3 separate regions of the Homo sapiens genome follow, and all the other regions are linked to region 1. A link is a contact called in ENCODE Hi-C or POLR2A ChIA-PET data. All regions are on one chromosome and are shown on one strand. The core of a region is the stretch at or near the end of the contact, and the rest is flanking DNA. Distances in the headings are between cores, read along the strand shown. Region 1 has its middle 11 kb from the start of SELENOW. Region 2 has its middle 15 kb from the start of INAFM1. Region 3 has its middle 8.1 kb from the start of C5AR2.

Region 1 (2,510 bases), core at 6-2,505:
TCTGCCTCCCAGTTTCAAGCAATTCTCCTGCCTCAGCCTCCCAAGTAGCTGGGAATACAGGCACGTACCACCATGCCATTTTTGTGTTTTTAGTAGAGTCGGGGTTTCACCATGTTGGCTAGGCTGGTCTTGAACTCCTGACCTCCAGTGATCCAACCACTTTGGCCTCCCAAAGTGCTGGGATTACAGGCGTGAGCCACCTCGCCTGGCCCACATCTTCTTCAATTATCTTGTTGTTGTTGTTTTTTCGTCTGTTTGTTTGTTTTTTGAGTCAGGGTCTCACTCTGTCGCCCAGGCTGGAGTGCAATGGGTGTGATCTCAGCTCACTGTAACCTCCACCTCCTGGGCTCAAGGGATCCTCCCACCTCAGCCTCCCGAGTGGCTGGGACCACAGGCGCGTGCCACCACGCCTGGCTAATCTTTTGTATTTTTGGTAGGAACGGGGTTTTTTCACATTGCCCAGGCTGGTCTCGAACTCCTGACCTCCAGAGACCCTCCCATTTCAACCTCCCAGTGTTGAGATTACAGGCGTGAATCACTGAGCCCGGGCTCATTCTTCAATACGCATCCAGTGACCATGTAAGTACTGTTAACCCACTCTGGTGGGGGTGGGAGGACTGTTCCCTCTATACCATCCCCTCCTCATCCACCACCCCGCCCTCCCACTGCCCGCCGTCAGATGGAAGCACCCCCACCTCTTCCTTCTGCTACTCTGCCTCTCTGCTGCCCCCTGGTGGCAATCCTGGCCCTTGGGTCTCCCCGGCGCTGGTTCTCTGACCCTGTCCTGGTCCCATGTAGCAAGTGTTCCAGTCCTCTTAAGCCAGGGCCAGTCTCAGCAGAGCAGAGAGAGAATTAGATCCGATTTGGAGGCAGGAGACACCCGACAGGCTACTGGGGGAGGGGGCGGGGACAGAGAGCTTGGATAAAACAAAAGCCCCTCCTGCTTTGGGAGGTCGAAGCGGGCAAATCGCCGGAGCCCAGGAATTCGAGACCAGCCAGGCAACATAGCAAGACCCCGTTTCTATAATAATATTTTTTAAAAGAAAAGAAAAGAAACCAAAGGCTGAACAACTTGAGCTTACAAAGAAGAGCTGCAATGAATTGAAAGACGTCAGATGCATGAAAGTCCATTGGTTCACAATGGTCCTCAAAAAAGAGAGAAAAAAAAAACTAGAGAAAGTTGTTGAGGCTCCAATTTAATATTCTGAAAACTGCTAAATTAAAAAGAATCTCCTGGCCAGGCGCAGTGTGGCTCACGCCTGTGTGGCCGGGCACAGTGACTCACACCTGTAATCCCAGCACTCTGGGAGGCCGAGGTGGGTGGATCACCTGAGGTGAGGAATTTGAGGCCAGCCTGGCCAACATGGTGAAACCCCGCCTCTACTAAAAATACAGAAAAAGGCCAAGTGCGGTGGTTAACGCGTGTAATCCCAGCACTTTGGGAGGCCGAAGCGGGCGGATAAACAAGATCAAGAGATCGAGACCATCCTGGCCAACATGGTGAAACCCCATCTCTACTAAAAATACAAAAATTAGCCGGGCGTGGTGGCGCATGCCTGTAATCCCAGCTACTCGGGAGGCTGAGGCAGGAGAATCGCTTGAACCCAGGAGGCGGAGGTTGCGGTGAGCCGAGATCTTGCCACTGCACTCCAGCATGGGGGACAGAGCAAGACTCCGTCTCAAAAAAAGAAAAAAGAAAAAAAAAGAGTTTAATTGGATTATTTGTAACACAAAAGTTAAATGCTTGAGGGGATAGATAACTCATTTACCCTGATGTTATTAGTATGCATTGGATGCCTGTATCAAAATAGCCCATGTCCCCCATAAATATATACACCTACTATGTACCTAGAAAAATTTTAATTTTTTTTTTTTTTTTCACTCTCACCCAGGCTGGAGTGCAGTGGCGCGATCTCAGCTCACTACAACCTCCGCCTCCCGACTTCAAGCGATTCTCCTGCCTCAGCCTCCCGAGTAGCTGGGAGCTACGACGCCCGGCTCATTTTTGCATTTTTAGTAGAGACGGGGTTTCACCATGTTGGCCAGACTGGTCTAGATCTCTTGACCTCGTGATCCGCCCTCTTCGGCCTCCCAAAGCGCTGGGATTACAGGCGTAAGCCACCGCGCACGGCTAAATTTTAATTTTTAAGTTTTAAAAAGAAAGTGTCATGTCACCAATTCAAAGATGGTGATTCACTTGACTACCCTAAAATCTAGATGACCGGAAGTGATTCCTGGTGACCCACAGGGATTCCACAGTGATTCCTGGTCTTCCGCGGTGATCCGAGGTGAACTGAGAAGATGCAGTTCTCAGACGCGGCCACATGCTGTCGCTGTTAGAAAGGAATTCACGGTGTCTCCCCTTTTCAGGCTGGGTGATGGTCAGGCTGAATTCTTTGAAGGTGTGAATTGTCTTGATTACGCCAAAATCCGATGCTGGCGTTTTCATGCATACGGTACGATTAAAATAAGAGCCCTGGTAGATATTTGTAGTGCTCACCAAGTTTTCA
Region 2 (2,510 bases), core at 11-2,510, 500 kb after region 1:
AGTGAATCCTGCCAGGCCTAGAACTCTCCCTTCAAGGCTGTGGACTTCCCTCTGGCCCAGGGCAGGTCCAAAAATGCTGTCCAAGAGCCATGGCCTGGAATCGGGGACCCCAAGAGTGCACTTGGGGCTCTACCCCTCTGTGGCCAAGCTGGCAGCTAAGCTGCAAGACGAAGTTGCATTTACTCTTCACTTTGCTTTCCTTTTTTTTTTTTTGAGACATTGTCTTGCTCTGTTGCCCAGGCTGGAGTGCAGTGGCGCAATCTCAGCTCACTGCAACCTCTGCTTCCCGGATTCAAACGATTCTCCTGCCTCAGCCTCCCAAGTAGCTGGGATTGTAGGCATGCACCACCACACCTGGCTAATTTTTGTATTTTTAGTAGAGATGGGGTTTCGCCATGTTGGCCAGGCTGGTCCTGAATTCCTGACCTCAGATGATCCACCCACCTCAGCCTCCCAAAGTGCTGGGATTACAGACATGAGACATCACGCCCAGACTTCCCTTTGCTTTTTTTTTTTTTTTTTTTCCGAGACAGTGTCTTACTCTGTCATCCAGGCTGGAGTGCAATGGCGTGAACTGGACTCATTGCAGCCTCTGCCTCCCAGGTTCGAGCGATTCTCCTGCCTCAGCCTCCCGAGTAACTGGAATTACATGCGCCCCCCCCGACCCCCACCACGCCCAGCTAATTTTTATATTTTTAGTGGAGACAGGGTTTCACCATGTTGGCCAGGCTGGTCTCGAACTCCTGACCTCAGGTGATCCACTTGATCAGAAAGTGCTGGGATTACAGGCATGAGCCACCACGCCTGGCCTCTCTGCTTTCTCAAGCAGAAGGAGTCTCTCCCATGTAGCCACCACAGCCGGGAATGTGCCAGGTTCCACCTGAAGCCATCACGTTTGAGTCTCACCTAAGGCCCACAGCGTGAACCACCTGGCCTGGCCACCGCTGCTGATTATTCAGGGCCCAAGGGCTCTTTAGTCAGCAGGTGATGAACCTGCCAGGACTGGGTCCTTACCTTCAACACAGCAGCTTCCCTTCCCCCTCACGGTGTGTTCGAAATGTCCTCCAGGAGCTGGGGCCTGGAATGGGAGTCACACAGTTCTGCCCAGTGCCCTACCCTACTGAGGTAGGAGGCAGGGCTTGTACACAGGACCAAACTGAGGACTGGCTGAAACAGGTCTAGGGCAAAAGCAGTTTTCCATAAGACACACCCACCAGTGTACCGTATCAGTTTACCATTGCCATGGCAACACTCGGACCTTAGCACCACTTTCCATGGCAATGACCCGGTGACTGGAAATTACCACCCTCATCCTAGAAATTTTTGCATAAACTGCCCCTTGATTTGCATATAATTAAAAGTGGGTATAAATATGACAGCAGTGCTGCCTCTGGGCTGCTCTTCTGGGCACACTGCCTGTGGGGTAGCCCCGCTCTGCAAGGGGCAATTCCTCTGCTGCAGCTGTGCACTGAGGCTTCAGTAAAAGTTGCTATTTAACACCACTGAGCCAGACACGGTGACTCATGCATGTAATCCCAGCATCTTGGGAGCCCGAGGTGGGTGGATCACTTGAAGCCAGGAATTCAAGACCAGCCAGCAACATGGTGAAACTTCACCTCCACAAAACATTAGCCGGGCACGGTGACACATGCCTGTAATCCCAGCTACTTGGGAGGCTGAGGCACAAGAATCACTTGAAACCGGGAAGTGGAGGTTGCAGTGAGCTGAGATCATGCCACTGCACTCCAGCCTGGGTGACAGAGCAACACTCTGTCTCAAAAAAGGAAAAAGAAAAAAAAATAACACCACTGGCTCACCCTTGAATTCTTACATGGGCAAAGTCAAGAACCCTCCCAGGCTAAGCCCCAATACTGAGACTGTAGACACACATCACCAAGCCCACCTAATTTTTAAAAATTTTTCTCTTATAGAGACAGGGTCTTGCTATGTTGCCTAGGCTGGTTTCAAATTACTGGCCTCATGCTATCCCTCCCACCTCAGCCTTTCAAAGTGCTGGGATTACAGGCATGAACCACCTTGCCCAGCCATAAACTCTCTTTTTTAAGCCATTGTTGGCTGGGCAGCAGGGGGGTCTATTTGTTACAGCAGCTTATCTCATTCTAACCAATACCTGCTACTGTGCATAACACGTGTAACACTCCCAGCCTCACCCTTCATGGCGTACACCCCTCCCAATCCTTCCCCAGACCTTCTCCCACAGTAGAGCTCAACAGCTGACAGGTGGCCGTCCCACCTATCACTTTTTACTTTATTTGCATGTTTTTTGTTTTTGGGGTTTTTTTGACACAGAGTCTTGCTCTGTCGCCCAGGCTGGAGTACAGTGGTGCCATCTCAGCTCACTGCAGCCTCTGCCTCCTGGGTTCAAGTGATTCTCCTGCCTCAGCCTCCTGAGTAGCTGGGACTACAGGCACATGCCACCACGCCTGGCTAATTTCTTGTATTTCTAGTAGAGATGGGGTTTCCCCATGTCCACCCATGATGCACCGCAC
Region 3 (2,510 bases), core at 8-2,507, 470 kb after region 1:
ACAGGTGCATACCTGCACACCCAGTTATTTCATTTGTTTGTTTTTAATTTTTGTAGAGACAGGGTCTCCCTATGTTGCCCAGGCTGGTCTTAAACTCCTGGGCTCAAGCGATCCTCCTGCCTCCTGGCTCACAGTCTATTACTTTCTCTTTTATTTTATTTTATTTATTTATTTATTTAGAGACAGAGTCTTGCTCTGTCACCCAGGCTGGAGTGCAGTGGTACGATCCCAGCTCGCCGCAACTCCCGCCTCCCGGGTTCAAGTAATTCCCCTGCCTCAGCCTCCCGAGTAGCTGAGACTACAGTCATGCGCCACCACACCTGGCTAGTTTTTGTATTTTTAGTAGAGACGAGGTTTTGCCATGTTGGCCAGGCTGGTCTCGAACTCCTGACCTCAGGTGATCCACCCACCTCGGCCTCCCAAAGCCCTGGGATTACAGGTGTGAGCCACCGCGCCCGGCCACTCACAGTCTATTTCTATGGGACTGTGCTCATCTAGAGAAATGCCTTCCTGGCTCTGAGAGGTGTGGGGTTCAGGACGGTCACGTGGCACAGATAAAGAGGAGAAGGCTTTGGCTCCAGGACTTAGAGGCATCCCGGTCTGCAGAGTAGATGCGTGAATAAGATCCCAGGGCTGCAGGGAGTGGGGGTGGGTGCCGGAAAGGGCACACAGCCTGACTCAGCCAAGCCCATCATCCACTTCCCTTCCCTACCACTTCCCCTTCGGAACTTGTTGACCCAGCAGATTCTCCAAGCTACAGATTTGGCAATTGTCTGCCCCTTCAGCCCACTTCCATACTGGGCAGAGCAGGTCAACACCAGATGGGGGCTGCCTTGGAAAGACTACCTGGATCCCACTCCTTGGCCTCCGACTCCTACTCTTTGGCCTCCCAGCTTTTGGGACACTATCTCCTTCCCAAATCAGGGTGGGTAGAAAATACCCACTGCCTGCAACTCCCGAAGCCAGGAAAGCTACAGGATGACTGGGAATAGAGATAGAATGTAGGGGTTGGGGAGGCAGAGGAGGAAGTCAGGGAGGTATTCCTGGAGGAGGTAACCCCTGAAGGAAGGCAGAATAGAGGCAGGGATGGTCTGGGAAAAACAGACTGGACAGCCAGGAAATCAGGGAAGGGGCAAGGCAGAGAGCCAAATGGGAGAGGATGGAGGGCATGGGCCAGGCAGGGCGTGGGGCGGGAAGGAGGTAGCATCCAGGATGGGCCCCAGGCTCAGGCCTGGGTGACTGGGTGCACCGCGGGGTTGTCTCTGGAGTCGGGAGGGAAGGGGAGGAAGAGGTTCCGGGGAGACTGCTGAGGTCAGTCTGGCTGTGGCAAGGGGGTGGGGAGGCCCAGTGTGGAAGAGAGATGCTGAAGATATTGGATGAAGCTGCAGGAGTGAGCGCACCAAATGAGGTGGACACACAGCTGAGGAACGCCAACGTCGAAGAGGAAAAAACTCTGCAAAGGACGCGGAGAAAGGTCCAGCAAAGAGGCAGAGGGAAACTATCCAGGTCAGGGGCAGCCATGGAAGAGACCGGAGCAGGTGGGAGAAGGCCAGGAGGCCAGGAGGCTGGTGTTGTCTTCTTGAGGAGGGAGCTGCCGGGAGCCCACCCCCAGGAGCTGAAGGCGGCTGGGGCTCAGGTCCTTCCCCGTGACCTCGATGCCTGGGGAATCTGCACTAATGAGCACAAGTTACAGAGAGGATCTTGTCCCAGGTACCAACGTCTACTCTCAAGCAGGCACAGACACCACTCACAGCCACTTCTGCAAGCTCAAGAGACTGCAGCATCTGTCCATCGAGACACTCAGGCAATTTTTTGTTTGTTTGTTTGTTTGTTTGGAGACAGGGTCTTGCTCTGTCACCCAAGCTGGAGTGCAGCATCACAACTCACTGCAGCCTCAAACTCCTATGCTCAAGCGATCCTCCAGCCTCGGCATCCCGAGTAGCTGGGACCACAGGCACTACCAACCACACCGGCTAATTTTTTCGTTAAAAAAAAAAATTTTTTTTTTTCTGAGAGAGTCTCACTCTGTCGCCCAGGCTAGAGTGCCGAGCCACAATCATAGCTCACTGCAACCTCTGCCTCCCGGGTTCAAGTGATTCTCATGCCTTAGCTTCCTGAGTACCTGGGATTACAGACGTGCATCATCATGTCCGGCTAATTTTTGTGTTTTTAGTAGAGATGGGGTTTCGCCATGTTGGCCAAGCTGATTTCGAACTCCTGGCTTTGTGATCTGCCCAGCTCAGCCTCCCAAAGTGCTGGGATTTCAAGCATGAGCCCCCATGCTCAGACTAATTTTTTTGAAGATGGAGCCTCACTATGTTGCCCAGGCTGGCCTCCCAAAGTGCTGGGATTACAGACATAAGCCTCATTGTTCTTAATATAACATATGATTGTATTATATTATTAAGTATTTCATCTATTTCTTTTTACTTATTTAATGTGGCTACTAGAAAACAAAGATATACATGTGGCCCACATCATATTTCTGTTGGACGACATTGGGTCTGTAC

What was found. A loop is a pair of places that touch in the nucleus more often than their neighbours do. ChIA-PET counts read pairs that join two places held with the same protein, here RNA polymerase II (POLR2A). Pooled maps may share reads with other maps.
Region 2: a loop to region 1 is called in a map with no recorded cell type, with 8 times the contacts of the local background. The contact joins two enhancer-like sites. A Hi-C loop is called at or near these places in 1 of 37 single-sample maps with no recorded cell type and 5 of 50 pooled maps.
Region 3: POLR2A ChIA-PET joins it to region 1 with 10 read pairs in activated T-cell. The contact joins two enhancer-like sites. POLR2A ChIA-PET finds 5 or more read pairs at or near these places in 2 of 52 experiments (H1 and activated T-cell).

What each region holds. Positions count from the first base shown.
Region 1 is chr19:47,788,781-47,791,290 of GRCh38, reverse strand. No RefSeq gene overlaps it. Among named protein-coding and RNA genes, the nearest start is that of SELENOW, 11 kb to the right of the region's middle. Within about 2 kb of position 1,255, at least 2 of the 41 ENCODE cell types and tissues checked have a DNase peak (open chromatin) inside an H3K27ac peak, as active enhancers do.
Region 2 is chr19:47,288,566-47,291,075 of GRCh38, reverse strand. No RefSeq gene overlaps it. Among named protein-coding and RNA genes, the nearest start is that of INAFM1, 15 kb to the right of the region's middle. RefSeq lists an enhancer at 357-1,208. Within about 2 kb of position 1,260, at least 14 of the 41 ENCODE cell types and tissues checked have a DNase peak (open chromatin) inside an H3K27ac peak, as active enhancers do.
Region 3 is chr19:47,322,832-47,325,341 of GRCh38, reverse strand. No RefSeq gene overlaps it. Among named protein-coding and RNA genes, the nearest start is that of C5AR2, 8.1 kb to the left of the region's middle. Within about 2 kb of position 1,257, at least 7 of the 41 ENCODE cell types and tissues checked have a DNase peak (open chromatin) inside an H3K27ac peak, as active enhancers do.